Linked DNA regions of Homo sapiens: region 1 is linked to region 2. Evidence: chromatin loops called from intact Hi-C (ENCODE). Cell type or tissue: endothelial cell of umbilical vein. All regions are shown on one strand. Each heading gives the region's core, and the rest is flanking DNA. Links, peaks and the distances in the headings are about the cores only.

Region 1 (4,410 bases), core at 278-4,277, 940 kb before region 2:
TCAGCTTTTCTGCTCTGGTTTCTCCCCATCTTTGTGGGTTTATATACCTTTGGTCTTTGATGTTGGTGACCTACAGATGGGGTTTTGGTGTAGATGAACTTTTTGTTGATGTTGATGCTATTCCTTTCTGTTTGTTAGTTTTCCTTCTAACAGTCAGGTCCCTCAGCTGCAGTCTGTTGGAGTTTGCTGGAGTTCCACTCCAGACCCTGTTTTGGTGGGTATCACCATAGGAGGCTGCAGAACAGCAAGTATTGCTGCCTGATCCTTCCTTTGGAAGCTTTGTCCCAGGGAGGCAGCCACCTATATGAGGTGTCTGTCAGCCCTTACTGGGAGGTGTCTCCCAGTTAGGCTACATGGGGGGTCAGGGACCCACTTGAGGAGGCAGTCTGTCCGTTCTCAGAGCTCAAATGCCATGCTGGAAGAACCACTGCTCTCTTCAGAGCTGTCCAACAGAGACATTTAAGTCTGCAGAAGTTGTCTGCTGCCTTTTGTTCAGCTATCCCCTGCCCACAGAGATGGAGTCTAGAGGCAGTAGGCCTTGTTGAGCTGTAGTGGGCTCCGCCCAGTTCAAGCTTCCTGGCTGCTTTGTTTACCTACTCAAGCCTTAGCAATGGAGGATGCCCCTCAGCAATGGCAGACGACCCTCAGCAATGGCAGACACTGCTGTCTTGCAGATCGATCTCAAACTGCTGTGTTAGCAGTGAACAAGGCTCTGTGGGCATGGGACCCGCCGAACCAGGCACAGGAGAGAATCACCTTGTCTGCCATTTGCTAAGTCCTTGGGAAAAGCACAGTATTTGGGCGGGAGTGCCTCGTTTTTCCAGGTAGTCTGTCACAGCTTCCCTTAGCTAGGAAAGGGAAATCCCCCAATCCCTTGCACTTCCTGGGCGTGCGACACACCTCCCACCCCCTGCTTCAGCTTGCCCTCCGTGGGCTGCACCCACTGTCCAACTGGTCCCAATGAGATGAATCAGTTACCTCAGTTGGAAATGCAGAAACCACCCATCTTCTGTGACGATCGTGCTGAGAGCTGCAGACCGGAGCTGTTCCTATTCAGCCATCTTGGAAATCCCTCACCACTTAGTTTTTAATCTGTAAAGCGAAGACAATTAAGCTTGCATCACAGGGCTGTCATGTAGGTTAAATGAGACAATGTATATAAAGTTCCAAATAAAGTACCTGCTAAAGTAGATGGTCAATAGTTTTGTTCCTTTTACAGTGGCACCTAAAATGCTATCATTATTTTGGATTAAAGTATATCTCCAAGAACTCCCTGTTAAATGCAATTATCGAACATGACAAGCAAACATTTGTGTTTGTGCACGTGGTGTGTTTATTTATTCTTCTCTATGGTAATACAATTCTGACAGCTGGTCACAAAAAGAGTGGATAGAGTGTGTTATGGCCTTTTAAGAGGCATGAGAGATGGTGTGATAAGACATTGACTAGGGTGAGGTTTAAGCCTATACCTCAGTGCTAGGACTCTATAGAAAACATTGGATCCTTGGAAAAGAGGGAGATAAAGCCTCAACGCTGAGGCAGACAGCAGGGCTGTTGGACAGGGAAGAGTGCATCTAAGATAGGTTTCAACCTCCTTATATTTTAATTCAGACAAACTGGTTTATCTCATTTGGCTTTTGAGAACCCAAAAGGAGACATTTATGTTGAGGTTACTAAACTGTGCATCCTGGAGCATTTCTGTGAATCTGGGCCTTTCAGTGTTTTCAGGTTAACAATTCTTTACTTCTGTCACCTCTCTTTGTTCATATTAAAGTACAAATACCCTGTGGAAACTATTCAGTAAAAATGCGGCCCTTTGAAACAAGTGATTTCTAGTTAAAATCATCTGAATAATTTTGCTGCTTAGTTTTTATCTTGCACTCTATTTTTGTGCATCAAGAAATTTAGACATTTAAAGATATGCATGTTGAATTAAAATAAAAAAGAAACACAAAATAGTAAATTTTTGATACTGTCACTAAGTTATGATGAATTTCTCTTTCAATACTTAAAATTCTCTTAAGAAGTGTGAAGTGTTTTCTATTAGCTGAATTGCATTTACATTTATAATCTAGCCAGGTTTGGGGAATTTCATTAAAAACCTTGTTAAAATTCTTACGCAGCATTTACATTTCACTTAGCTATCACAAGAGGGAGTAAGAGCTCTGCTTAATTTTATATATTTTCAAACTTTTCCCAAGATAAGTTGTATAAAAAGAACCCCCTTGAGTGCTGATGATGAAATTATTTACCTTTTCCCTAATTCATCTAAGAATTCCTTTATTAACACTTAATTTGGAACTGACATGACAGTGTAGTCAAGCAAATAAAAGTTAAATTCATGAAAATATTAGAATCTTTGCATTTAATACACGATCATTTTGCAAAACATCTGAGTGTATTTTTTATACAGGTTGGCTAATCTGCCTGAGTTAGCTATCATGTTTTTAGCATTTAGGTTATTGCAACAAAGCTTTTTATTGACAATGATGCAACATAATAATGAAATATGTTTCAAAGGTGAAAAATAAGCTTTTAGGAGAAAAACTTGAAATTCCTTTTCTAGGATTTCTGTAACTTATGAAAGTTCACTGTTTTCCCTTCTAATTTTATTGTTTTCCTGAAAAAGCTGTGTGCTAAAGTGCACACAATCACTTTATATACTTTGACATTCCACACATCATTAGATGGTTTTGAGAAAAAGTGTAAAATATCTCCTATGGAAAGTACAACATTGCTGATCTTTGTAAAGTTTCTTAAGAAATGAAAATTTGTGAAATCCCTTTTTCATCACATCAGTATGTTTTTCTTATATTCTTTAACAGAATAGGTATAATTTCCCCAGAAGATTGCTTCTTCCAGCTTAAAAATAAAGGGCTAAGACTTGAGAATCTGTTGCTATTTAAGAAAAGAGGTTCCCAAACTTAATATTGAATGGGTAATGCATATGTTTTGCTTTATGAATAAAAGACAGACATTATGATGAACTGATGCTACAACATGTTTTTAATTTAATTTATTTATTTTGATAGCTTTATGGGCATGAATGGTTTTTGGTTATATGGATAAATTTTGTAGTGGTGAAGTCTGGGCTTTTAGTGTACCCGTCCCCTGGATAGTGTACATCGTACCCATCCCCTGGGTAGTGTACATCGTACCCCTCCCCTGGATAGTGTACATCGTACCCATCCCCTGGATAGTGTACATTGTACCCATCCATTCCTGAGGTACTTCACTTAGGATAAAGGCCTTCAGTTCCATCCAAGTTGCTGCAAAATACATTATTTCATTCCTTATGGCTGAGTAGTATTCCATGGCATGTATACACCATATTTTCTTTATCCACTTATTGATTGATGGGCACTTTGGTTGATTTCATCTTGCAATTGTACAACACATTTTTTTAAGCTTGAATGTAGCTGTGGATTGTTTTCCTTATCTAAAATTCCCACAAAGATGTGGGAGCAAGATATTGTACAGCAACATGTGTAGAGCAAGATATTTATTAAAATAAATTATATAGCTTAATATATAAATCCTTTCTCACTTCTCATGAAATATATAGATATTAAATGACCTAAAAATTTTGTTTTTTGGAATATCTATGGAAACTATTCAATAAAAATGTGGGTCTTGGCTACAAGTCATTTCTAGTTAAATTTATCTGAAGAATTTTGCTGACTACTTACCATTTTTAAACTTTGATTTTACAGTAGGAACTCTGACCTGCAAAAGAAACACTTGTTACTGTTTTTAATGCCTTAGCTATTAACACATCAGCTAACTCCATTCAAACTTCTGGGAATCCTGAAAAAATGGCAGAGCTTCCCCACCCCACCCACTGCTCCCAAAGTTTCCCACAGTTATTTTTTTCCCTCATGTGGTTTAAGCTTATTAAAGTATGATTATGATGGGTCATTTGTAATAAAAATTCAAAAGAAGTGATTCTAAACACATAGCCTCAGAGCAGTTAGATCACAGTTATTTTACAGGGAGAAATACAAGTTATACTTTTATTTTAAATAGCACAATTCTAAAATCCCATATTAGTTAGTGAGTTGCTAAACTACTAGAATTAGCCTCAGGAAAAATTTCTTTTCATGTAAAATAATACAAATATAAAATATAATACCTATGAAAGGAAGTTCTAGCACTTGGTCTTGTTGGGTCTATCACTTTTATTATTGAACTTGTATTAGTGATAGAAAATTAAAGAACACATTAATTTACTTAATGTAAGGCAAGAAAATTTTACAACAAAAGCATATGTATGAATTCAATTTAAAGTTCAATAATGAATACCATTCTTTAATTATTGAAAAGATATCTGTCGTACACCTGCCATTTACTTAATCATTTCAATCTAGCTTGTTTAAAAATGAATTTAAAGTGATTTACATAAATGTAAAA
Region 2 (4,410 bases), core at 106-4,105:
ACAAGGCTAGCATTACCCAATACCAACACCAAAGGCAGCATACAGACACATGCTCATGTGTACACACACACACACACACACACACAGAAGAAAGTAAAATAAAAAAGAGCCCAGGATTTCTCTTGAAAATATAAATAAAATAAAAATCCTAAACAAAATACTGCAATTCAAATCCAGTATAAATATAGCATGATTGAGTAAGATTAATTCTAGGAATGCAAGGCTGATTTTACCATTCAAAAATTCATCAACATAATCTGTCCTATTAACAAAATAAAGCAAACTTTGTTGGAAGTTCCTTGGCCAGATAAACTATTCTAACTTATTAAAATTGAAACAAAGATCTGAAATGATTGAGAAAATAATTAATTTGATTTATAGACTGGACAGATTTGGCAATCGTAATCTTTATGCTTTTGTTAACAGCTCAAGCAAGTGTGGGAAAAAGGGGACATAATTTTAATGTACTCACTGAGCACAGCAGAAAACATATTAAAAAGCTTATTTTGTCCTTTTTCTTAATCCACCGCTTGTACATTGTATGGAAGAATTAGAGTATTATGCATAATTTAGATACACTTGTCTGCAGAATTATGGTAGATTTTTACCTGGAATACATTTGCATAATAACAAAATAGATCAATAGTTTTAGCTAATTAATGAATAAATATTAAAATCTATTCTGCATTTCACAAGAAATGCTTACATTGACAACTATAATAATGTTTTGGCTGACTTTAACATGGTCTAGTGAATCCTAGCAAAATATCTTCCCAACTCTAAATAGAAAGCACATTCCATACGTGTATGTTAGATATATAATTGTATGTAGAAATGTGGATTTTTTTACATTTAGGATATTAATCAGTATTATAAACATTATTTGTAAATGTAATTATTCTAAATTATCCTTATCATTAATTAATAAGCACTTCAAAATATTTCTAAGATATTTAGTAATTTTTCCTTGTGTGATAAACTTCCTTTAGAGAAATATAGCTATAAGAGGAAACAAAATGTGAGCAACAAAGACATTAAAACATGAAAGTTTCCATATAAGAAACTTAAATAATTGAACAAGCAAAAAACAAATAGCCCCATTGAAAAATGGGCAAAAGACATGAACTAACACTTCTCAAAAGAAGACAGAGAAGCAGCCATAGAAAAAAATGCTCCATATCACTAATCATCAGAGAAATGAAATCAAAATTCCAGTGAGATATCATTTCACATGAGTCAGAATGCCAATTATTAAAAAATCTAAAAGCAACAGAGGCTGGTGAGTCTGTGGCAAAAGGGGAATGCTTATACACTGTTGATAGGAGTGTAAATTAGTTCGGCCACTGTGGAAAGCAGTTTGGAGATTTCTCAAAGAACTTAGAAATATCACTTGACCCAGCAATCCCATTACTGGATATACATCCAAAAGAAAATAAATTGTTCTACCAAAAAGATACATGCACTTACATATTCGTTGCAGCACTATTCACAATAGCAAAGACAGAATCAGCCTAGGTGCCCATCAACAGTGGATTGGATAAAGGAAGTGTGGTTCATATACATCATGGAATTCTATGCAGCCATAAAAAAGAATGATATCATGTCCTATACAACATGGAATACTATGCAGCCATAAAAAATGAAATCATGTCCTTTGCAGAAACATGGATGCAGCTGGAGGCCATTATTCTAAGTGAATTAACACAAGAACAGAAGACCAAATCCCGCATGTTCTCACTTATAAGTGGGAGTTAAATGAACGGTACTCGTGGACATGAAGATGTCAACAATAGACACTGGGGACTACTACTAATGAGCTCCATGTGAGACAGGAAAAGGTAGAGGCATGTTATCAGTCACACAACATTTCAAGGACACATTGGACAGGAGTTTGAATGGCCTGAATAACTGACGTACAGTGTGCAAAGGGAAGCCAGGAGGAATTCTGAAAGCAAAGCTTAAAGACACATATGTTTATAAGTGGTTTAGTTGTTGATTTACATGAAGGCAAATGTAGACATTTAGTACTGCCATCTAGAATCTCTTCAATTTTATTTTATAAGTTCGTGAAGAATGAGAGCATGATGAGAACTGATAGAAAAAGTCATGCCTTGGTCCATGATTTTGTATCAATCAAGGCAAGATAGGAGAAAAGCCTTCTGAGTCTTATGATTCGTTTATATCCAAATGGCTTTGTATGCTGGTTTAATATAAGTGAAGGTGAATTGGAGCAAAAAAGAAAAAATATATATCAATATGCGAAGTGTCTCAGGAAGTCCATGTGGAGGATTGAGCCACAAGAAAGTTGTCATGGAGTCTGGAATGGAGGGGAATTTAATTTTCCATCAGGCACCCAGAGAGGGAAATGAACGTGAATTACTGTAAGATTAGACGGTCCCTGATCTGAAGGAATTCATGTACTTCTAAGTGGGCAACTTTTACTAAGAATTTTTTTCTAAGCTGACAAGAAACACGGTAAAATTCAGGTTCTCATTTTTAAAAAACTGGCTTATGCAGACATTCTGGAGAAAGCTAGCGTTATCTTCTTACACAAGGGATGTGCTGCCCCCTTCTGGATAAAGGAAAAGGTAAATTCCACTGAGAAATTTACATTCCTCCACTTCAGATACACATAAGAATGAAAAGCGCCCTCATCTTATTCAGTATTATAAATATGTATGTGTGTACACATAGACCCATATATATTCACTATATATGTAATATTTTATATTGGGAGTATTAAGTGATCAAAACCAAGTAGTGATCAAGTTAAAAGACTAGAACACACGAATGGACTGCTAACTGGCCCTTAGAGTATAGGCTCTATGCTGTATCCCAGCACCTAGAACAGTGTCTGCAGTATAGTAGACTCAAATCACATCTCTAAGAACCCACATCCCATTTTAGAATTCTTTAGTGGCTTCACTTTATGGTTGAGCTGAGCTCCAATTCTTTGGCATGGCATTAAAATTTTTCAAAATCAGATCCTAACCTGTTTTTTAAGCCATAAGGTCTGGTCATTTACATCATCCAGGCTTTACTTTCGTCTACCTGCAAATATTGTTTCAACCACATGTTTTCTGCCCTACATCTTTTCACAAATTGTTCTAATTTCTTAGAATGCCTTTTATCTCTCCCCTCTGTATCACCACTGGTGAAAATCCTTACCATTTAAAAAAAATAAAAATGAATTGCTAATTTATCTGTGAAGTCTTTACCAGTATTTCTTATCAAGATGCTTTCTTTTTCTGTTCCTTCACACTATTTTGATTTTCTTTACATTGTAACAGTTTACATTATCTGCCCCACAGTTTCTTCTTGTTCATCTTTGACAGACATCACTTTTTATTCATCGTTGTATCTACATTCCTTACCAAATGCCTAACATACAATGTAGTCATCCAACTGAATAAATGCTGAGTACATTGATGTGCAAAATCATAATAATATTTTACATTCAAAATGAGTTAGCTGAGTTGAAATTTTTTTAGCAACACAGATGGATTACAGTCAGGTTGAATAAGGTTTATAACACCATGAGAAGAATTAACCATTTTCACTAACTACAATCCAGACTGCTAATGACAGTCATTAATCATAAACCATTCTATAAGAATATTAAATTCTGAAGCATATCACCATGTTCTCTTATATGGGTGTGTGGTGCACTGAATAATGGCTCCAAAATAGCCACACCTTAGTCTTCAGAACCTGTGAATATGCTGCTTTACATACTAAAAAAAAGATTTTGAAGATGTGATTAAATTAAGAATTTTGACCTTGTGGGGTTATCCTGGATTATCCAGGTCCAATGTAACCACGAGGGTTCTTATATAAGGGAGGCAAGAGGAGCATAGTAGAAAAAGAAGATGTCCTTATGGAAGCAGAGGTTGGGGTGATGCACATTGAAGATGGAGGAAGGGACCATGATGCAAGGAATACAGACAGCTTCTGAAAGCTGGAAAACACAAGGAAACTATTTCTCTCTTGGAGCCTTGGGAAGTAATGCAGCTCTGTGTAATGCTTGAATTTAGCTACATAAAACTCATCTCAGACGTCTGAACTCCACAACTGCAAGATAATAAATATTTGTTGTTTTAAGGCATAAAGTTTGTTGTAGTATAGGAGAGTTGAAATTGGAAACTAATATTCCTCCAGTATTATGAGAATAGCTCTTTTACATATATGAAGCCTTTGAATATAACTAAAGTTGGATAAACATATAAATTGTGACACATGTCTTGAGTTTTTCAGACAGACTGTTACTATAGAGTTATTACATGAATGTCACATCATTTAAAAATAATTGTAATTGAAATACAGTACTTAGCCTCTGGAGTCAGGATGCTGACTTTTCAAAATAGGTTTGTAGAACTCTGATGTTTTGTCTCTATATCTATCCATGGCAAA

What was found. Hi-C counts contacts between places; a loop is a spot of excess contacts. Peaks named below come from ENCODE experiments on the same cell type or tissue, not always from the same donor. Only the 100,000 strongest peaks of a DNase experiment are listed, where the experiment ranks them.
Region 1: it touches region 2 in a loop (7-fold over the local background); 1 of 110 quality-filtered maps calls a loop at or near these places.

Annotation. Positions count from the first base shown.
Region 1 is chr2:186,901,208-186,905,617 of GRCh38, forward strand. No RefSeq gene overlaps it. Among named protein-coding and RNA genes, the nearest start is that of ZSWIM2, 54 kb to the left of the region's middle. In endothelial cell of umbilical vein, for the core only: no CTCF peak of the experiment used is centred there; a DNase peak (open chromatin) is centred at 2,264.
Region 2 is chr2:187,840,862-187,845,271 of GRCh38, forward strand. No RefSeq gene overlaps it. Among named protein-coding and RNA genes, the nearest start is that of TFPI, 290 kb to the left of the region's middle. In endothelial cell of umbilical vein, for the core only: a CTCF peak has its summit at 2,553 (motif pointing left); a DNase peak (open chromatin) is centred at 2,580.